Regions from separate parts of the Homo sapiens genome. Here region 2 is linked to region 1. A link is an interaction called in ENCODE POLR2A ChIA-PET data of the cell type or tissue named here. Cell type or tissue: Panc1. All regions are shown on one strand. Links, peaks and the distances in the headings refer to the core of each region. The heading gives the core; the rest is flanking DNA. Region 1 overlaps BAHCC1 (BAH domain and coiled-coil containing 1). Region 2 holds the start of FSCN2 (fascin actin-bundling protein 2, retinal).

Region 1 (10,997 bases), core at 2,762-7,761:
CTTCTCAGAGGGGCCTGGTTGCCCATCAGCTGCTGTGGAAGCGATACAGGGACTCCTCCTGGGTAGCAGCAGGGCCAGCCTCTGCCTAGGGAGTCCCTCGAGAAAATACCGCCCAGCCTTTGGGGTGCCCCCTTGCCCTCCTGACACCCTCAAACAACAGAAGCTGCCTGCCTTCTTAATGGGTTCATCCTGAATGAGAGGTTTCCAAAAAGAAGCCCTCCCTCAAGACAGGCACTGCCTTGTTCCCCTGAGGAGGGAGGCAGGCTCGTCCTGGCCTGTCCAGGGGAGGGTCCGAAACCCTTGGCTCCTGGACAGCCTCCTTGAGGGGAGATGGCCTCCCCTTGTGTCCCCCACCTCGCAGACGTGCTGTGAATGGGCTTGGACTCAGAGCACGCCCCTGTCTGTTGGGTAGGTGGGTTACTTGCTCTGCATTCCCCCTCCCAGCCCCCGCTCCCCGCCCACCTGGGAACGGCTTCCCTGGGGTTCCCCGGTCCCCATTAACCTCTGGGACCTCATTTCCCCTCACCGAAGACACAGTGTAACAAGCAAAAAAAACATCAGAGCCAGCGTGCAGTGTCTGGAAAATCACCCGCAGCCCAGGCCCTTCTGCAAAGGATGGGGCCTGGAAGGGCCTCGGGCGTGGGACCGCACTCCGCTCGGGCTCCGCCCGCTGACGTTTTTATGGGATAATATACCGTTTCGCTCACGCAGGCCTATTTGTCAGTGGGCTGCCCCTGTTTGTTGTAATCTATAATATTACTGCCTCCCGTGGCCCCAGAGCAGCTGCCGCGGGAGAATCCAGGGATGGTGGGCGCTAGGTGTGCGCTGAGGGGATGTGGTGGCAGGCGCTGGGGGCAGGCGGCGCCCAGGTCCTGGTTATGAGGTCGGCGCGGGGTTTGCAGCGAGCCTCGGGTCTGGTGGGGAGGCGTCCAGCGCCCAAGCTGGGAGCCAGCCGGGCTGGCATGCTGCAGCTGTCCACACGATTAGGTTCCCGATCGGATCAGCCAGGAAGTGGGTTTTTTTCATTCTGACCTGCTGTGGCGAGGAAGGGAGGGACAAACAGGTGGGCTGGGTTCCTGCCTTCCCTTCTCTCCCCTAGGATCCCCCAAGAAAAAGTCCAGTGTCTTGAGATGCGGGGACTCTGAGGCTGGCCGGAAGTGCTGCCCCTCTCCGGGGTCTGTGGGAGACCCACTGTCACTTGCAACTGTGAGGAACGGCAGAGCAGCCCCTTGCCCCAGCTCAGTGCAGGGACATGGTTTTCCAGTGGAAATTTCCAGAAATGGGGGATGGGTGTGCTTCCAATAGGGTCCTCTGAGCAGCAGGCTGGGCTCCCTGAAGCGGAGGGTGACATTGGGGGGCAGTGCCTTCTTGGGGTACCCCACCAAAAAAGAGAAGCCTTAGCCATATTAAGTAAGAAAGAAACCAGCCTGCTGGCGTCTTCAAGGGAAGTCGGGTCTCAGTGCGACTCCCTCTCTCTCCGGTCCTTGGAGCACAGTTGAAGCTTTGCTTTCTTCCCCTGAGACTTCTGCAACCAGGGGCGCCTCCTGTTCTTAACACATGGCATGGGTGAGAGTGAGCAGATCCAGGGAAGAAGAGATGGGGGATGCCCAGACCGGAGACCCAAGAGACCTGAGCCCAGGATGGGGGTGCCATGGTGGGTGGGAGAAGGGGCTGCGCTGTGGGGCAGGTCCCCTCTCAGGCATGAACAGACATTGCCGCCTGGCAGGGGTTTCCTGGCTCTGTGGACGTAGAGCTGTGGCCCCCTCTTGGGTGAGGCCCACTCTGCAGACCCCAGTAAGGATATCCCAGCGGGGTCTAGCCACAGGTTCACTGACCAAGCTCACAGCTGCTCACACTCACAGATGTGGCAACATACACCTGCTCCTGTGTGCTCACACCATGAGGCAGGTGTTCACCTGCACACACACACTCACACTGTTCACAACTGGCCCACAAGGAGTCCCACTCCAGTGGCCCCTGGGAAAGCCAGGTTGCTTAGTGACTGGCACGGGCACCTGTCTGCCCCCTACGTCCTCCCCAACTGCTCCATCCTCCGTCTCCTGGCTCCTGGTTCCTGGCCACCTGCAGGAGGGAGCAGAGCCCCAGATCCACATGACCCTCTGTGGCTCAGCCTCCCTTCAGCGCCTTCCCCGGCCCCCTTCCTCCTGCTGCCCCTGTGTGGCTGTGGACCGTGTCCTCGGGCTCCAGCTGAACTTGGCCTTGCCCTTTCCTGAGCTCTTGCTCGGCAGGAGGAGGACATTCCCGTCAAGATCAATTCCAGTGCGTGGCGAATGCCTCGGGGCCAGGTCTGGTCCCGGGCCTGCCCTGAGGCTGTCTGGTTGTCCTGGAAGCCGCTGCCTGCATGGGGCACTGCTTCCTGTCCTGTGTGGCCACCTCCACCCCAGGCCTCTGCGCCTGGGGTCCTAGAGGTTCCTAGATGCTCGGCTACCCCAGGCCCCACCTGCCTCCCACCCCCCAGGCTCCCACCCTGCACCCCCACCTCTCAGCTGCCCTCAGTACCGTCTCTGCCCACCGTGCCCTGCCCCTCCTGGGGCCTACCCCTGCCTGGCCCTTTACTTGGGCAGCTTCTACAATCCCCAGTGCCTGCCCCTGCCACCCTGGAGTTCTGATCCCGGCGTCACATCCTCTCAGAGCCCCCGTGTGACTCTGCCTAAGTGGAGAGGGGTCCCCGACTGCTCCATGCCCACCTCTCCTTTCCTCCATGCCCCACACCAGCTGAGCTGTTCTTGGCCTGCAGCCCTTCTTGTCCCCTTCTATGACCTCCCAGCCCTGACCACCCACCTGGGTCTGTCCCACAGAGCCTGGCAGCAGCCCCTGCCCAGCCCCCCTGGCTGGCTTGTTTGGGGCCAGTGCCTTTCCCCTGATATCAGCCACCTTTCCTGGGAGACTGCAGGCTCCTGAGTCTGGGGGTGGAAATGTCCTTCTGTCCCTTCCTATCCCCAGAGCTGGGCTGAGCCACACTGGCCTCCGTCTCCTGCCCCAGTGCATAAGTGCCCATCCACGCTCAGGTGACGCGCACAGGCACGCGTGTGTGGGTGTGAAGAGCTCTGCTTTTCCCCTAGGATTTCACCCCCACACCGGAAAAGATGAACGATTAACTCTGGGAAAACTAAGTTAGGAGGTGGCAGTGGTGAGAGACCCAGCCAGGGTCTCTGGTCTCTTTATTAAAAATCAAGGTGTTCCCCCCACACTGGACCATGGCGTGGGGCCACAGGCTGCGTGGGCACCTGCCTGGGGGACATGGCAGCATCCCCTGGCCTTCGTGTAGCATCTTCAGTTGTCATGGCGGCTCCTGAGGCTGTGTGCGCTACACCTTAAAGGGTGTCAGAGCCCAGGGGATTGGCAGATGGCGCTGTCCTCTCCTGATTAGCGCCACACGAGGTGGTGGGAGACAGAAGTGGGGGTGGGGCTCCTGTCCCCCGAAGGCTGGAGCTGCGCCGGCTGAGTGGCCTGGGGAAGGGGGGAAGTGCGTGTGAATGGAGGGAGGCAGCCCACAGCTGTGAAGGAGGGTTCTGGAGGGCCAGGAGCGGGCTCAGGGTGGGGGCCAGTTCCTTTTCACCTCGTGGCCCTGGCTGGGGCTGTGAGGCGACTCCCTGATTGTCCACGCGGGGTCGCGGGGGTGCAGCTAGGATTGGGAGCAAGAGCCAGTGGCTTCATCTGGGTCATAGAGCACTAGTGGGTGAGGAGGGACACCTGGGGAGGGCTGCCTCTCCCCGCCCAAGGGCCTGCTCCCCTTGCCACTGACCAGAGGGAAATCGGGCCCAGGGAGAAGGCCGGGTGTGAATCAGCTGCCTCACCCTCTGCGACGTCTCCATCCACAGGCCGGCCCTGCAAGCACCTCCCCAGCAGGCTGGGCTGTGCCAGCGAGGGGGAGACCATGGCCCTGGGACTCATGTCACCAGGCAACAGCGCTGCCTCAGGCCCTTCACATTGTGGGTTTTGCCTTCCAGTCTTCAGGCCCGGGAGAGCACCTGGCCTCAGCGCCTGCCCGAGCTGAGGGGAGCGTGTGTAATGGGGCCCTGCCAAGCCACCTTGGCTGCAGCTGCCCCGGCCTAAGGTGGGGATCGGTGGCCCCTGCTCTTCCCTCCCTGAGTCTAGGCCTCCTACCTCTAAAATGGGCAGTTGCCCTGCCCTGCTGGAGGGTTGAGTGGGACTGGGGGATGCAGTTGTGGCCCCGGTGCCCTCCCAGGAGCACTGTGGCCGTCCGTGTCACCTGTGGGGGTCCTAGGAGCCTGCACGAGCTGCCGGAGGCACATGGCCTGTGCACGCCCCTTCCCTGGCGGAGACTCAGAGGCCTGGGGAGGAGGCGGCTGTACCTGGGACCCTTGGTGGGGCCTCCCCCCTGGGCAGCAGGCAGCGAGACTCCTGAGGGCCCACCTCATGCCTCAGGCCCAGGCCCTCTCCTCTGTGTCCATCGAGGGATTCTGTGGCCTTGAGGCCTTAGTCTGGCCGTAGAACTAGGAAACCTGGGCCCTTGGCTCCTGTGCCCTGGCACGGGGGTCCAGCTGCCCCACTTACCCCTACCTGTGCAGGGGCTTGCATGGTTTTGGTGTGAAGGTGGACGCCCACCCTCCAGCATGTCCTGGGGCGTTGGATGTGACTGGGATGGGCAGATGTGGACCTGCTCTGAGGCACCACGGGTCGAGGCACCACGGGTCCTGGCACCACGGGTCCTGGCACCACGGGCAGTGCAGACGCTCTGGACCCCCAGGTGGGGCCCAGGTGCTGGGGGGCCTTCGTGGCCTTCCGGGTCTACTGGGCTCTGGGACTTCAGAGAGCTTCCCAGTGGCAGAGGGGGACTGGCCCAGGGGAGACACCAGCAGATCATGTGGGATGGGACCACAGAGCTGGAAGAGCAAAGATGTCCCCGTATCCCCCCAGTCTCGGGGCGGGGGTGGGGGCTCTCTGCCTGGGGTTGGGGGACAATGAAGCAGGCTATGCTTCCCCGGAGTCCAGGGGTGGGGATGGCCGCTCATCAAACACTCTGCTCCCCCAGGGCGGGTCTCAGACCTCTCTAGGTCCCTCCCATGAAAGGAGGGCTTCGGAGCCGCACCTGGGTCTTTGTTGTCCATATGTCTGTGTGAAGGCCTGGGGCCCCCGTGCGCCTCCCCTCGGGCCTGAGGGGTCCCTCTCTCTGGGGTCACGCTCCCTTGTTCTCAGTCCCGCAGCCGTCCTCTGCGTGAGTCCATTCATCACGTGCCTGCAGGTGCCTGTGTCCTGTCTCTGCCCCAGGCTGAGGCCGAGGGTCTGCGCCACCTGGGCATGCCCAGTGGGGCCCCAGGAGGACTCGCCACCCCCAGTTGAGCAGCTCCCCTTCTCGGCAGCTCCCAAACCCTGACCCCAGACAGGCAGCAGGAGCTGGACGTGCCGTCAGCCCAGGCCCCTGAGAGTGAGGCTGGAGAGACGGGAGGCACCGGTGCCCTGTGGGTGGGAGCACTGCTGGCTCCATCCTCCACTGCATTCAAATTGATCAGGGAGGGTGGGGTTGGGGGGGAACAGGGTCCTTGAGGTCGTCAGCCAGCCCCACCCCTGCCTGCCTGCCTGCCTGCCTGCCTGCCTGCCTGCCTGCCTTCCTTCCTTCCTTCCTTCCTTCCTTCCTTCCTTCCTTCCTTCCTTCCTTCCTTCCTTGAGAGGCCTCTCTACCCAGCACCCACGAAGACGGGTGAGCTGCTGGCCACCCGAAGAGGGTGTGGGGTGGTCAGGTTTGGGGCATTCCAGACCTGAGGCCCTCCAGGCAGCTCCCCTTCCACTCTGCCCAGCCCACCCTGCCAGGGAGGCCTCAGCATAGTCCTTGAGCTCTGGGGGCCCCAACCCAGCCTCCCTGGGTCTCTGGGCCTTTGCCTCTACCCACACCTGCACGCCTCAGCAAGGTCGTTCCCGACAAGCCCCTCACCGCCCCGGCCCCTGCCCCTCCACACCCTGGTCACTCTTCCCTCCAGCTCAGCGCTTACCATCGTATCCCTGCATCCGAGGGTAGCTTTGCCACAGGAAGCATTTGCATTCAGCGAGACACACAGGCGCACAGGGACTCAAGTGTGGCCACGATTAGGGCAGGACCAGGGCCCCGTGGCCTCCTGGTTTCTGGCTTCAGCTGGTGACCCCCAGGAGGCCTGATGGCAGGTCCCCCGTCCCTGGCCGGTGAGCTGGCTGTGGAGTGGCAGGAAAGAGCCCAGCTCTGTGGTCCCCCAGGATCCTCCGGATCTCCGTAGTGGGACAGCTACCCCATCCGGCCAGCCCTGCCGTGGGCCCTGGTCACTCCAGGCCAGCAGGTCGCCTTGTGGGCAGTTTTCCTGGAAGCCAGTCCCCTCTCTGAGAGTTTTCATATCCCTTTGGGTGTCCTAAAAATAAACTTTTAATTTATTTTAATTGAATACCAAAATTAACTTAAATTGTAATGCATTTTTGGGCTAACTCTTAAAAAGCCCTTAGTGTGTGTAAATACAGATAAAATCAAAGAAAATTCAAAAAGTGTATGTGAGGCCATGCCATCCTTCTAACAAGTTGAGAGTTTGATGGTAAATACTTAGCAGAAATCCAAAGTGCCTAAGTCTGGAGGGCCTCAGGTGGGAGGCGGCTGGGGGTCAGAGACCCCTTGGGGCCCGTCGGCCAGGGCAGGGAGCAGCCACCACGCTTCAGCCTGCGTTGCTGACTCGTGCACGAGGCAGGTCTGTCTGGAGTCACCGACTCTCCCTCCTGGCCCTTCCCGTACCTTCCCGGGGGCTCTTTCCCCGTCCGCGCCCCCCGCCCCACCCTGTGGCTCTGTCTCTTCCCTGCATGAGTAGCTGGGGCTCTCTCCCACATGATCTCACAACTGGGTAGCTTAAAACAGCGAACATTGATTATTTCACAGCTTCTGTGAGTCGGGAATCTGACTCAGGGCCAGGTGTTGGCTGGGGCCTCGGACATATCCAGACCCAGCTGTGGGGAGTCCCCTCCAGAGGCCACCCTCCGGCTGTCGTGGGTGTGGGAGTGTTGCCGGCTGCTGGCTGGAAGGAGAGAGTGAGAGAGCGCAGGACGGAAGCTCGGTGCGGGTGCGGCCTCACCTTGCGGGGGCAGTGGGTGGGTGTCACTTCCTCCACATCCTCTTTCTAGAAACGAGTCCAGGTCCCGCCCACACCAAGCGCCAATTACATAAAGGTGAACACCAGGGTCCAGGGTTATCAGGGCCTTCTCTGAGGCCCCCCACAGCAGCCATACGCTCCCCAACCCCAGAGTGGGCCGTCGGGACCCCACCCGTGGCTGTGGCTGCCTCCCCTGTGCTGACCATGCCCCCCCCGGGCGCTCGCTGCTGGCTGGGGGAGACCTGCCCTCGGGGGTTTGTGCCTTTCCTCTGCCCCATGCCCTCGGCCTCCTTCCCTGTGACTTGGCCAAGCGTAAGCCCCGGGCTCACTGGAAGCCTCGCTCCTTCTCAGCCTCTGCACCCCCGTGCCAGCCTGGTCCTGGACATCTGAGGCGAGGCTGGCCCTGTTCGTCCCTCACCCCTCTTCCTCCCCCTTCTGTCTTCCCCCCACACCACACCACCGCCTCCACTCTGGGCTGTCCCCTCCGCAGCAGCGGGCCCCTGGATACCCGTGGACCGTCCCCACCCCAGCCAGGGCAGTGCTGTCCACGCAGGTGCAGTATCGTCTCAGCACCTGTGGGAGGTCCGTTCCCAGACGTCCTGCCTTGGTGGAGTGAGCAGACCCCGAAGCAGCCACAAGGCCGCGGGGGCTGCAGCAAGGTCCCAGGGCCCATGCGGGAGGCAGCCCGCTCGGACCACCTGTGGCTTCCCTGCACTCCAGGCTGGGCTCAGGGCGCGGGTGCGTGACCCTGGCCTGTCATGGGCACTCAGCAACTGTTCGTGTACCAGCCGGGTTAAGGTGTCCTTCTCTGGATGGGGCGCAGGGCTCGCTATGGGGTGCTGGGGCGGCTGTGTCCTCTGGTCTGGGCAGCGCTTTCTCCTTCCGTTTCTGCATCAGCTGCCTGCCTGGGTGGGGTCCGCAGGTGCGTCAGCCACCCCGGGGGCTCCCCCAGCCCACCTTGAGCTGACGCTGGCAGCCCACCTGGGTGCCCTTGGGATGGGGAGCTGGCCCTGGACCTGGCCTGCTGGATCCATGTGGTCTGAGCGTGTCTCTAGACTCTCCTCTGAAGCTGTGGGGGTGCCTTCTGAGCCCTGACCCGTGCCAAGGAGCCCCCGCACAGCAGCCCAAGCCACCTGCCCAGGACCAGCCGTGGCCCCCTCGATGTCCGCCTTGGCAGCAGAGCGGCTCCTCCCATGGCAGGACCTGTGCTGGGGCAGGGGCAACGGTGTGGGGGCACCTCCTTCAGCGAGGGCCAATGCCTGGCGCCCTGGCCTCTGGGGCAGGTCTTGTCTGGGCAGCAGAGGCTCAGGAGGGCGCTGGTTCTCCCAGTGGTCCGTGAGGCCGGCAGGGCATGCAGGCGGCCAGCATCACGGCCCGGACCCCACAGAGGCGGAGCTCGGGCTGTGGGGTTGGGTGCTGAGGGCACTAGGAGCTGCCGGACCTCACCAGGGCCTTTTCTCCCTCGGACCTCCCGTCTGGGCCCCAAACCCCCTCGGCCAGCCCCATCTACCCCATCCCAGAGGTCCCTGCCTGAGCCACCCACCTCGCCCGCTCCCCTGCAGAGTTCCTAGGAACGCCGAGTTTTTACCTCAGAGGCTGAGGTGAAAAGTAAGATGAATAAGATGAACGTGTGTGTCGTGAGGACGTGGGTCCGTGCGGCAGGAGCGCTGGCCGTCGGGAGGGCCTGGTGTGGCCGTCGGGGGCAGGAGGGACCGAGGTTCCCCGGGGTTCGTCACAGCCTCACCACGTGTCCCCAACCCCAAGGCCCCGGGACGGGGTGAGGCTGGGGGCGGAGGCGGCAGGCACCCCCTGGGCCCAGCCGTGCCCACTCCCCTGATCGCTGCCACGCTGCGCTGAGAAGTCCTGTGTGTTCCCTGGATCCCGGTGTGGTCTCCGTCTCCCACCCCGGCCTGTCGCATCCCCACCCGACTGGCCATTACCCGCCACGGTGTACTATCCTCGCCAGCAGCTGTTACCCGCCCCGGCGTACTGTCCTCGCCAGCAGCCGTGCACTCTGCACGTTTGCCCCCTGGTTCCCATTGGAGCTCTGCCCTTCCCGCCCCGGCCCCTCTTCCAGGGCCACCAGATGCTGCGCGGGGGGCTGGGGACGGGCCCGGGCGAGGGAGCTGGAGGAGGGCACCTGGCCGTGTGACCCCCACCCTCTGAGACCCGTCCGCTGGCAGCTTCCTGGTTCCTTCCTCTCCTCCACCCATCTTCCTGGACCCTGGGTTTGCCCATGCCTGGCTCGGTGCCACACAGCAGGGGACAGGTGTGCTCAGCCTCTTGGGGTCGCAGCAGGGTGCTGCCTGGAGGGGAGTTCCAAGGGGGACCTTCGTTGTGAAGGAGGGCAGGCTGGGCTTTTTGAAGGTGGCTGGGTGTGAACCACGCCTTGAGACACAGAGTTTGGCAGGGGGCATACGTCCCCCTGGAAGGGTAACGCGAGCGCGAGGCCCCATGTGGTTGGAGCCAGCTGTACCAAAAGCAGTTGGCTGGGAAATAACAGAAAATGGCACTTTAGTGGGGGCCGGTCCCTGCCCTTTCAGCCTGCAGTGACCTGTGCTGGCCCCAGCCCCTTCCTGGGATACTACAGCCTGAGCCAACCTCGTTTTGGGAGTCGGGCTCTTGGCACCTGGTCCTTCTTAGCACCAGGGGCAGGAGTGACCTGAGTCCCCTCGGTGGGAGGTGGAGCTCTCCCGGCCAACATAGCCACCTCCATGCTGGATGTGGTGATCACAGCGTGCGAAGCTGTCCCTGCTCCCTGACCTACCCCCCAGCCCTGCTTAAGCTGACTGACACAGACCATAGTTTCTCTCACCTGGGTGCGGGGACCCCAGCTCTGGGGGCTGCAACTACCCACAGAACCATCGAGGACGGCCCAGGATGGCTGTGGGCAGAGCGCCCCACCCTGCCAGGGAGACCATGGGCCTCACACCTCCAGGCAGGCCAGGCTGGGAAACAATGTGTGCGTGTGCGTGTGTCCATGAGGATGGGTGTATGCGCGTGTGTGTGTGTCCATGAGGATGGGTGTATGCGCATGTGTGCGTGTGTGTCCATGAGGATGGGTGTATGTGCGTGTGTGCGTGTGTGTCCATGAGGATGGGTGTGTGTGTGTCCATGAGGGTGGGTCTATGCGTGTGTCCATGAGGATGGGTGTATGTGCGTGTGTGCATGTGTCCATGAGGGTGGGTGTATGCGCGTGTGTACGTGTATGTGTGTCCATGAGGGTGGGTGTATGCGTGTGTGTACGTGTGTGTGTCCATGAGGGTGGGTGTATGTGCATATGTGTGTGTCCATGAGGGTGGGTGTATGCGTGTGTGTCCATGAGGATGGGTGTGTGTGTGTCCATGAGGGTGGGTCTATGCGTGTGTCCATGAGGATGGGTGTATGCGCGTGTGTACGTGTATGTGTGTCCATGAGGGTGGGTGTATGTGCGTGTGTGTGTGTCCATTGAGGGTGTGTGTGTGTGTGTGTGTCCATGAGGATGGGTGTGTGCATGTGTGCGTGTGTGTCCATGAGGATGGGTGTGTGCGTGTTTGTGTGTACATGAGGATGGGTGTATGTGCGTGTGTGTGTGTCCGTGAGGATGGTGTATGCGCGTATGTACGTGTGTGTGTCCATGAGGATGGGTGTATGCACATGTACATGTCCACAAGGATGGGTGAGCACACAGGAGGGTGAGAGCCTGCCCCCCTGGCCATCCCGAGCCTGCACCTGCCTCCGCCCACCTTTCTTCAGCTGCTCTGGCATGGAGCCTGTGTCATTGACGTCGCCTGTTTGGGCCAGGTGGCAGGAGTTAGGAGCACGCTCGCAGCCTGTGGCTGGTCCACTTGGAGGATGGGAGAGGCTGGCCAGCAGGGCCACATGGCTATGTGGACACAGGGCCAAGAGCACTAGAGTCTCCCTACAGCCCGGCTC
Region 2 (10,997 bases), core at 2,911-7,910, 110 kb after region 1:
GAAAAGGTGGCTCCAGGGCTGGAGGGGTGGGACTCAGAGATCTCACTACATACACCTGCTGGGGACAGAGGCTTCTCCGGCCTTCCCAGGGCTGGGCCAGGCCGTGGCAGGGGCCGCCCCAGACCTGTGTCCCAAGGGGCCAGGTTGTTTGCGGCTGGGCTGGCTCCGGGAAAGTCAGAGGGGGCACTGCCGGACAGGGGATGTCCAGTGCCACACCAGGGCGGTCACACTTCCTCCTGGGGCCGTGGGGACACAGGAAGGCCTAGGGGAGGGGTGGGGGGAGAACACACTCAGGAGGTGACCCTGAAGGTGGAGAGGCCCGAGCTGGGGTCACACCATGCCCAGGGAAGGATCATGGTTGGCCCAACCCATGTGTCCACTTGGTCTGTGGGAGGGAATCACCCTGGGGAGCCCCCTATGCCTGGCCCCCACCCACACACACCTTGGGCTCTCTTGAAGGTTAACTGTGCCCAGCACCTTGACAAGCCCCATTTCCTCCAGTCCTTAGGACAAGGCATCCTTTGGGGGCGTCACCAAGCTGGGAAGGTGAGCCCCCGAGTCAGTGTTGAGTTTGCGTATCGGCAAGTGCCTTGAGCTCACACCCCTGGAACTGGCAGTTTGGTGAGAGATGGAATTTCAAGTTGAGAACTGGCCTGGGATTTTGAACGCTTAGTCCCTGTCTCTTGCTGGCACTGCTGCTGATGAGAAATGAATGTCACTGGATTCCTGATCCAGAGTCCAGGTGTTGTGTTTCTCTAAGAGCCTTCAGGCTTTTCCTTGCTGATCTAAAACTGCTTCATGTCCCTGGTGATGCTTTTGCATTCATTATCTTGGCTACTTCCTAGGCCCTGTTCTTGCTAATTTGCTTGTATTATTTCTTTTACAATTTCTTTCTTTTGTTTTCTGTTCTTCTGTTTTGGGATTTCTGTTAATTGGGCATTATACCTTCTGGATTTATTCTCTAATATTCTAGTTTTTTTCTTCTGTCTACTTTTTTAAACCTTCTGGGATATTTCCTTGACTTCTAACCCTTCAGCGGAGTTTTTCATTTTATTTATTATAGTTTTTAACCTTTTGGTTTTGAAATTTTTTTTTCTTTTTTTGAGACAGAGTTTCACTCTTGTTGCCCAGGCTGGAGTGCAATGGTGCGATCTTGGCCCACCGCAACCTCTCCCTCCCAGGTTCAAGCGATTCTCCTGCCTCAGCCTCCCTAGTAGCTGGGATTACAGGCATGTGCCACCACGCCTGGCTAATTTTTGTATCTTTAGTAGAGACAGGGTTTCTCCATGTTGGTCAGGCTGGTCTCAAACTCCCGACCTCAGGTGATCCACCCGCCTTGGCCTCCCAGAGTCCTGGGATTACAGGCATAAGCCAAGCCCAGCTTTTTTTTTTTTTTTTTTGAGACAAGGTCTTATTCTGTCATCCAGGTTAGAGTGCATTGGTGCCATCTCAGTTCACTGTAACCTCGACCTCCCAGGCTCAAGCAAACTTCCCACCTCAGCCCTCTCCATCCCCCAGCAGCCAGGACTACAGGTGTATGCCACCATGCCTGGCTAATGTTTGTATTTGTAGTAGAAATAGGGTTTTGCCATGTTACCCAAGCTGGTCTTGAACTCCTGGGTTCCAGCAGTCCACCCGACTTGGCCTCCCAAAATGCTGGGATTACAAATGTGAGCCACCACACCCAGCCTTTGTTTTGAAATTTCAAACTTACCTCGTTTTAAACATCTTGACACATTTGCTTATCATTCTCCTTCTATTTCTGAGCCCTTTGGAAGCAGGTTTCAGGCATGATGCCCTTACTATTTTAGGGTGTGTTTCCTAAGAACAAGGATGTTTTCTTCTATAACCACAGAACAGTGATCAAAATCAGGCAACATCAGTATCACACTGTTTATCCAATTGACAGGCAATGATGGCGTGGATCATACAACTTCGGTAATGACACTTGTCCCAGAAATGTCCTCCGTAGTGTGTTTTCCTCATCTAATCCAAAATCACGTTATAACGTTTTGTTGTCATAAACTTTTTTTTTTGAAACGGAGTCTCACTCTGCACTCTGTTGCCCAGGCTGGAGTAGAGTGGCACGATCTCGGCTCACTGCAACCTCCGTCTCCTGGGTTCAAGCAATTCTCCTGCCTCAGTCTCCTGAGTAGCTGGGATTACAGGCGTGGACCACCACACCCAGCTATTTGTTGTATTTTTAGTAGAAATGCAGTTTCACCATGTTGGGCAGGCTGGTCTCGAACTCCTGACCTCGTGATCCGCCTGCCTCGGCCTCCAAAAGTGCTTGAATTACAGCCCGGCCAAACTATCATACTTTTAATTCCCAAGGCCTCTCTTGTTCTCTGCACCATTTCATTAACTATAGGCAATGAGACTTTTTTAGAAAGCAGACCAACTTGAATGCATGGAGCTGAGTGGCGTGGCGTTGTCCCCAAGGGAGCTGGGTGACACCACGATGGTGACCATGTGCAGAGCCCTTCTCACCGTAGAGTGATAAATGGTCCGTTTCTGTTTTGTCCCAGAAGTCAGAGGTAGAGTTAATTCCTTTCCTTTCCCCAGCACGGTTCCTGGCACACCTGGCACTCCCTAAGTGCCTGTGATGGTTGGTTCTTACGTGACTGAACTTGCGGGTGGACGTGGCATTACACGTGGGCAGGGCGTATGTACACCTGTGTGTGTGTGTAGATGCAGGTTCGCAGGGGCTGGGCAGAGGCCGCCACCTGCAGACCTGTGGGCTCGTTCACGCCAGGTGTCCATGTCTGTGGTGTGCCCCTGTGTGTAAGTCCAGCTGGGCTGTAGACAGCCATCTCTTCTCTGAAAGTTGATCTGTTCGTCACTCTAAGCCCCAAGCAGCCAGGGGCTCATGGGATTTTCATGAACACTCTCCTCCTGTCCCCTGCATGTGCAAAGGTCCTGGGGCTCAGGGGTTGGAGGCTCCATCGCCCCAGTGGTTGTGAGGCATCTGGGCTTGTCCAGACACCTTCGCTTCTGCCCTCGGGGTCCCTTTGGGGACTTTTGTCCTTGCTGGGGTCCAGAGTTTTCTGGCAAGGCCTAGAGCCCTCTTCCTCCCCTCCCCTTCCAGGCACAGCCCCCCACCAGCACCTTATGATTTCACAGAAGACAAAAGCCAGCAGACTGTGTGGGCTGTCTGCCCTGAGAGTTCCAAGGCGAGGCTCCGGAGCAGCCAGCCGTGAACCCCAACTGCAGTTCGGGAAGCTGCTTTCGGGGAGGGGCAGGGAGGGGAGGGGGATTCTCGGAGCAGGCAGGCAGCCACGCTGGAGAGCCCCTCCCCAAGCTCTTCATTCCAACCCTGCCCTGCCCCCTGCCTTGCCGATGGAGCCTGTCACCCTAAACCTGGCCTCAGTAAACCAACCCAGGCCAGAGAAAGAGAAGTGCGGCCCCCTCGCCCGTGTAAGTGGAACTGCAGCGGAGCCGATAGCTCAGCCATGAAAAAATCATGAGGTCGCCAGGCTGCAGGTCTGTGCTCAGGAATAACACCCGGGGCTGGGCCCCTGGGAGTAGGTGCTGGGCCAGGAGTGAGGACATCAAGGCCCGGTGTGCCCAGCAGGGTGGCCCTCACCTGGCTGCAGGGCCAAGGGGACAACAGAGCCTAGGCAGGGGCTTGGCACGGGGACAAGGGGGAGGGTGGAGTACCTGGGAATCACTGGAGACAGGGATGCCAACAGGAGTGGCAGCGGTCAGGGCCTGGCACTGAGGTGGGGGCTCCTCCGATGCCTGCAGGGAGGGCTGCAGGCACTGCTGGCCTGTGAAAGGCGTGGTCCTCAGCCGCGGGGTGGCCCCAGGGCTCCATTTCCCAGTTTTCAGGGCTCCAGTCCAGCAGGGCGAGGAGCCACCTCTCCCCCAGCTGCACACACGCAGGCCTGTGCCAGCTCACACCACCAGCATCAGCGTTGCAGGGCATCCAGCCTGGAGCACGTGCCGGTCACCATGGCAGCAGACAGCGTGCCAGCAGGAGCCCAGGCTGGGCTCAAGCATCCAGGATCAGTGGTCTAGGCATGGGGGGCTTGGGGTCCTTCCCCTTGGAGCACCAGACGGGCCAACTCGGGGAGGGGAAGGGGGACCCTGGAGCACCAGGACAGCCCGTCCACCAGCACCTCAGAAAGGGAACGATTTCCTAAGGGCTCTCGGGAAACCTGAGGGTGGACACCAGGTGCCGGTGGGGGCGCATGGCTTCCTGGTCCTGCCCAGCTGGCCCCGCACTGAGAGGGATGGAGGCCGAGGCTCAGGCCTCGGGAGGCTGCCAGGGGATTCTGATGGCTGAGGCATTCCTTGCCCTCTGGGCTCAGGTGAGGCCAGGAAGTCTGTCACAGCTGGCTGCTCCCTGGACCAGGGGGCTGGGGGTACTGCTACCCCAAACAGCCTCTCACTGCCCACCGGGACAAGGCACCCCCTCCCAGGTGCAGACCTCAGCTTGGGCCTCAGGCACACACTGGGCAGGGGCTTCCACCAGCCTCAGAGGTGGGCGAGGGTGGGGCGTGGAGCCCTCAGTGTGGCAGCGCCTTTGAATGTCGCCACAGTGCAGCCTGCACAGGTCAGGGTGGCAGGCACGTGTGTATCCCATGTGAGTGGTTGGTTGGCACCTCCGGAGGTGTGGCCACAGGGCTTGGTGAGGGTCAGTGGGAGGGGTGCTTCCTGTTGCCTGAGAACACTGCAGGGGGCTAGAGTGCCCCAGCCCACCATATGCTCTTGTGAGTTGTGTATGTCTGGAGTATGAGTGGGACCCTGGAAATAGCCTCCCTTGGGCAGTGTACAACCTGGGCTCCCTGCTGGGCAGCCCTGAGTAGGCTCTCAGGCTGGGATCCAGGATGACAGTCCCAGGGTCCAGAGTTGGCCCAGCAGGCGACTCTTCTGGCAACCTTTGCCCACCCTCATCCATGAGCACCTTCACACACACACACACACACACACACACCACACTCACACACATGCACAACGCTGCACCCATGGGCAGAGGCTCAGCCCATCATACAAGAACCCGGCCCTGTGCTGGGGTCCCAGCTGCTCAGGAGGCCAAGGTGGGAGGATCGCCGGAGCCCAGGAGTTCGGGGCTGCCACTGGCCAAGATAGCGCCACTGCAGTTCAGCCTGGGTGACAGAGCAAAACCCTGTCTCTAAGATAAATAAAAAGAACCAGACGGCCAGGCACGGTGGCTCACGCCTGTAATCCCAGCACTTTGGGAGGCCGAGGCAGGTGGATCACCTGAGGTCAGGTGTTTGAGACCATGCTGGCCAACATGGTGAAACCTCATCTCTACTAAAAATACAAAAACTAGCGGGGCGTGGTGGTGGGCGCCTGTAGTCCCAGCTACTTGGGAGGCTGAGGCAGGAGAATCGCCTGAACCTGGGAGGTGGAGGTTGCAGTGAGCTGAGATCACGCCACTGCACCCCAGCCTGGGCGACAGAGCAAGACTCTGTCTCAAAAAAAAAAAAAAAGGCTGTGCCTGGTGGTTCACGGCTGTAATCCCAGCACTTTGAGAGGCTGAGGAGGCCAGATCACAAGGTCAGGAGTTCGAGACCAGTCTGACCAACATAATGAAGCCCCGTGTCTACTAAAAAATACAAAAAAAATTAGCTGGGTATGGTGGCAGGCGCCTGTAATCCCAGCAACTCGGGAGGCCGAGGCAGGAGAATCACATGAACCTGGGAGGCAGAGGTTGCAGTGAGCCAAGATTGTGCCATTGCACTCCAGCCTGGGTGACAGTGTGAGACTCTGTCTGAAAAAAATAAAATAATTAATAATAACCAGACTCCCGACATCCAACAATCTCAGGCACTTATTAAGTACCTGCTGTGTGCCAGAAATTTTGCTGAGAATCCAGAGGAAGCGATCCTAGCAGGTGGCTGGGCAACAGCCTGGGGTCCTGAGGTGGAGGCAGGAGGGGCTGGAATCCCTGTAAACGGCCTCCCTCCAAGGAAGCCTGGCCCAGGCGCCCACCCTTCAGTCACCCTCCCCTGTTTAGCTCACACAGCTGGGTCAGTGCCAGGCAGCCCCACCCAACGTGGAGCTGTGGGGCCCTAGAACTGAGGAGCCGCCATCATTTCTGGCTCTGCCACCAAGAGGCTGCCCAGAGCCAGGCCCACTTAGTGCCGGGCGGCCAGGCTTCCCCCTGCTGAGCACCCGATGCCTAAGCGCCCTGCCAGCCCAGACAGCGCTAATGAGGCCGTCGTGCCAATCAGAGGGGCAGGCCGCCTGGGCTCCTCCTCAGCCTGGCTGGGCGTTGGGGTGTGGAGGTGAAGCCAGTGTCTGTGCCTGGGGTGGGGGGGACCATGGGCACAGCTGCCCCTCCGGCTTCCCCCACCGCTCACGGACCAACCGAGCTGTACCCTCAAAATCCAACGGGAGGCCGGGCGCAGTGGCCACGCCTATCATCCCAGCACTTTCAGAGGCCGCGGCGGGCAGATCACTTGAGGTCAGGAGTTCGAGACCAGCCTGGGCAACATGGTGAAACCCCATCTCTACTAAAAATACAAACATTAGCCGGGCACGGTAGCAAGTGCCTGTAATCCCAGCTACTTGGGAGGCTGAGGCAGGAGGACTGCTTGAGCTCGAAGGTTCCAGTGAGCCAAGATTGCGCCACTGGACTCCAGTTTGGGTGAGGAGCGAGACCCTATTTCAAGAAAAAAGTTTTTTAAAAAGAAGAGCCAATGGGAAAGTGAGGTGCAGGCAGCACCCTAGCTTGTATCCCTAAACCAGAGACAGTTCCCTGGCATCGGTGCTAGGCCTGTGTCCTCAGTCCCCTGGAAACTGTGGGAGAGTGTGTGTGGGCATCGTCTCTGGGAAGGGGGTGAAACCCCAGACTGCGTCTCCCCAGGATGGTGCCTGGCACGTGACCTGGTTTCGCACACAGTTGGTGCCTCATAAATGCGTGTGAATCATAGAGGCGGATGAGGCCAGCACACAGGGAGAGGCGAGAGCAGGCCCTGGCGTCGTGGCGTACGCTGTGCCCTGGGGGGTATTTGCATGTGGGAGTCTCTCTGCCCCCACCCTGGCCCCTGAGCGTGGGGACAGTGGGGACAGGTCTCCTCTTTTTCCTCCCCTGTGTCTGCAGGTGCCTGGCACGGTTGCTGTCCAGGGCTTAGAGGACAGAGGAAGAGCCCCTGAGTCTGTGCACACTCTGCCACCATGGCCCTGCCCACCTCTGGAGCCCACAGGTGCCCAGCCCAGGCCCCTTGCTTTTGGCTAGACTCCTGCCCTACGGGGACCCCCATGATGGCCACTCAGGAGATGGGCCCAGGAGGACAGGGGAGTGACTCCAGGCCATGACCGGAAGGGGCCTGTGGCCCCTGTTCCCAGTCCCCAGGGAGACGGGAGGGTCACACGCTGTTATGAGGAAGAGGACACCGGGCTGGCCCTGGCCCAGGGTGGCCAGCTCTGGTTTCACTACTTGGCCCCAAGCCCCTGAGGCAGGTGCAGGAGCCAGGCACGGTGAGCAGGGCCCAGTGCCCCTCAGGCTCTGGGGAAGGGGTACAGCCAGGTGGCCCAGAGCAAGGAGGTGCTGTAGACAGGTGTGACCACTTCCAGTCTCTCCCGGCCTGCTGGCCTTCATCCTCTCCCAGATTCCAAGGGCCACCGCTGGGAGCATGGGGTGGACATCGTCCCACCAGCCTCCTGGATCCACATCCGTAAAGACTCCAAAGTGAAGTGAGGCTGGCTTCACTCCAGCTCACAGCAGAGGAGGGGGCAGCCTCAGGGCCCAGCAACTTGCTCAGAGCGCACAGGAGTGCGCTGGGGCCGGGCCAGCCTGGCCCAGGGCCTCTGACTCTGCCCCCTGCCTGCAGGGCTGCACGGCCACTGTGTTCCACCCTCCAGCGTGGGTGGCAGTCCAGTGCGTCATTCTGGGGCCTGAGCAGTGTGGCCAGAGGCCGGTCTGGGGTGGAGGCGACCTGGGCTGCAGGTTGTGGCTGGGGTCCTTGCTATGCTTCTGGCAGCAGGAATCAGAGAAGCAGTAACTGGATCCAGCTGAGGGCCTGGCGGCCACCGAGGGTACGGGCGGCGATCAGGTTGCGGCCGAGCCGTGAGCGTTCCACTGGACGGCTTCTACATCCGGAAGGGCTGGGCCGGGCCGGGCCGGGAGCCCACACGGGGTTGGAGGAGGGGGGCAGGAACGAGAGAGGCCAAAAGGTGCAGGGCCGTGAAGAGGGGCGCTGGGCCCACGCTATGAGGAAAAGGGGATCAACCCTGCCCTCCAGCCCCGTAGGCCCTCAGGCCCTCGGGCTCTGGGCTCTGTGCAATCCGGGAGTGGCTGAAATCCAAGCTGAGGGTAATGAAAGGTGCTGCTCCTAAGCCGCACGTCTCTGATCCGCCCTCCCCGCCCGCCCTCTGCTGCCCGCGGGCCCTCTAAGAGCTGCCCAGGCTGCTGCCGCGGGTCAGAGGCGGGTCAGAGCAGGCAGGGGGTTCGTGACGCCGGCTGGGTCTGGGGGCTGTGGGCCAGCCGAGCCGACCCGGGCTTCTGGGGGACCGCGGGGGCCGTGAGCACTCAGAGGGCGCATCCCAGGCCCCTCCGGGGACCCGGCCAGCCTGAAGATGCCGACGAACGGCCTGCACCAGGTGCTGAAGATCCAGTTTGGCCTCGTCAACGACACTGACCGCTACCTGACAGCTGAGAGCTTCGGCTTCAAGGTCAATGCCTCGGCACCCAGCCTCAAGAGGAAGCAGACCTGGGTGCTGGAACCCGACCCAGGACAAGGCACGGCTGTGCTGCTCCGCAGCAGCCACCTGGGCCGCTACCTGTCGGCAGAAGAGGACGGGCGCGTGGCCTGTGAGGCAGAGCAGCCGGGCCGTGACTGCCGCTTCCTGGTCCTGCCGCAGCCAGATGGGCGCTGGGTGCTGCGGTCCGAGCCGCACGGCCGCTTCTTCGGAGGCACCGAGGACCAGCTGTCCTGCTTCGCCACAGCCGTTTCCCCGGCCGAGCTGTGGACCGTGCACCTGGCCATCCACCCGCAGGCCCACCTGCTGAGCGTGAGCCGGCGGCGCTACGTGCACCTGTGCCCGCGGGAGGACGAGATGGCCGCAGACGGAGACAAGCCCTGGGGCGTGGACGCCCTCCTCACCCTCATCTTCCGGAGCCGACGGTACTGCCTCAAGTCCTGTGACAGCCGCTACCTGCGCAGCGACGGCCGTCTGGTCTGGGAGCCTGAGCCCCGTGCCTGCTACACGCTGGAGTTCAAGGCGGGCAAGCTGGCCTTCAAGGACTGCGACGGCCACTACCTGGCACCCGTGGGGCCCGCAGGCACCCTCAAGGCCGGCCGAAACACGCGACCTGGCAAGGATGAGCTCTTTGATCTGGAGGAGAGTCACCCACAGGTGGTGCTGGTGGCTGCCAACCACCGCTACGTCTCTGTGCGGCAAGGTAGGGAGGGCACAGGTGGCGACCTCCTGAGGGGTGCTGGGACCCCCCTGCTTCAGGGAGGAGGCCGTGGGGGTCTCACGGGGAGTGGTATCGTGTCTGTGCGTTCACATGTCTGTTCTGGGCTGGGGGTCCATGTGGGACATGTGTGGCCACTCAGGGTGTAGGTGGGTGGGCCTCGGGCCATGCCCAGGCGACCCCCACTGAGGGGTGGTGGCTTCAGGGTCAGAGGCAAGGGTTCCTGGCCTTTCTCAGCATAGCTGGAGAATGTCTCAGCCAAGCCCTGGGCAGCTGCGGAGTCTGAGACTGGAGAGGTGTGGGCCAGGCGATGGGCAGTGCCCAGCAGGGGCAGGAGGCCCACAGCCTGGCCTGGTGCCATGAGGGGCATGTGGGCAGGAGGCTGTGGGGGGTCCATATCTCCCCTTCTTTTTCTCCACCCCATTTTCTGGACTTCATTTATTTATTTATTTTTTGAGACAGAGTCTCGCTCTGTCACCCAGGCTGGAGCGCAGTGGCGTGATCTCGGCTCACTGCAAGCGCCGCCTCACGGGTTCACGCCATTCTCCTGCCTCAGCCTCCCGAGTAGCTGGGACTACAGGCGCCCGCCACCACGCCCGGCTAATTTTTTGTATTTTTTAGAAGAGACGGGGTTTCACTGTGTTAGCCAGGATGGTCTTGATCTCCTGACCTTGTGATCTGTCCACCTCGGCCTCCCAAAGTGCTGGGATTACAGGCGTGAGCCACCGTGCCCGGCTGCATTTTCTGGACTTTAAAGGAAATTGGGGAGGAGCCCAGGGTAGGGCAGGGAGCTGGGGATCGGGCGGGGATAGCACCACCACGTGCCTGACCAGTGGAGCCTCGTGTCCTCAGGAGTGGGGGGGCTTAAGGTCAGCTCCAGTGATGGAGGACACGGTGGGCAGGCAGCTTTACCCGGGGCCTGGGCTCCTGGTGGGGAGGCACCTCCCTGCCCCAGTGGGGCGTGGCCTGGCTCTCCCCAGTTCCCAGGTCACCAGTTGCCTGTCTGTGTGACTCCCTCCACCGCCTATGGGGTGAACCCCAGCAGTTCCTCCTTCCCCACAAGCTGAGCTCTGAGGGAAAAGCCCTGGCCCGGGCAGTCACTACCCACCTGGGCTCCTGGCTCCATGCACCCCAGAGTGGCTCGGAGGTGGTCTGAAAAGGCGAGGTGGGGAGAGCCGGGTGCATGGAGCTCCTCCTCCCAACTCAGGTCCTTCCAGACCAGCATCAGCTGGGCAAGGAGAGCTCCCCTGTCTCCTGGCAGCTCCCAGGTGCCCACCAAGCCCCCACCCTGACGGATGTCCAGGCCCCCTGGGTACACTGACACTCTGGGGCCAGATGGCAGAGGCCCCACCCTGTGCATGGAGAGGGGAGCCCAGCCATGGCTATGGGGTCCTGCACCTGCAGTTGGCATCCTCGGGCCTGTCCCAGCAGTGACAGGGTCCCAGGAGTGAGAATTCAACTGTGGATGCACGGCCATGGCCCTTCCTTCCTATCACAGCCCACAGTCCAGCTGTAATGCCTGCTGGCCTGGGCCCAGGCCGGGCATGTGGCAATCCTTAGGTGGTTAAAGGGGGTAAGTGGGACAGTGGCAGTGAGAATGCTTCCT

What was found. ChIA-PET counts read pairs that join two places held together with the same protein. Peaks named below come from ENCODE experiments on the same cell type or tissue, not always from the same donor. Only the 100,000 strongest peaks of a DNase experiment are listed, where the experiment ranks them.
Region 2: POLR2A ChIA-PET joins it to region 1 with 10 read pairs; 7 of 35 experiments call an interaction of 5 or more read pairs at or near these places.

What each region holds. Positions count from the first base shown.
Region 1 is chr17:81,405,926-81,416,922 of GRCh38, forward strand. The region is part of intron 2 of BAHCC1 (BAH domain and coiled-coil containing 1); the gene reads left to right. Among named protein-coding and RNA genes, the nearest start is that of MIR4740, 11 kb to the left of the region's middle. RefSeq lists enhancers at 1-217, 7,136-7,837, 10,931-10,997 and silencers at 3,184-3,478, 6,496-6,743. In Panc1, for the core only: no CTCF peak of the experiment used is centred there; no DNase peak of the experiment used is centred there; H3K27ac peaks cover 3,473 bases.
Region 2 is chr17:81,519,982-81,530,978 of GRCh38, forward strand. It overlaps FSCN2 (fascin actin-bundling protein 2, retinal), which reads left to right and starts at 8,396. Exons shown (of 5, transcript NM_012418.4): 1 at 8,396-9,376. The coding sequence starts at 8,551. RefSeq lists enhancers at 1-53, 8,318-8,844, 8,845-9,370. In Panc1, for the core only: no CTCF peak of the experiment used is centred there; no DNase peak of the experiment used is centred there.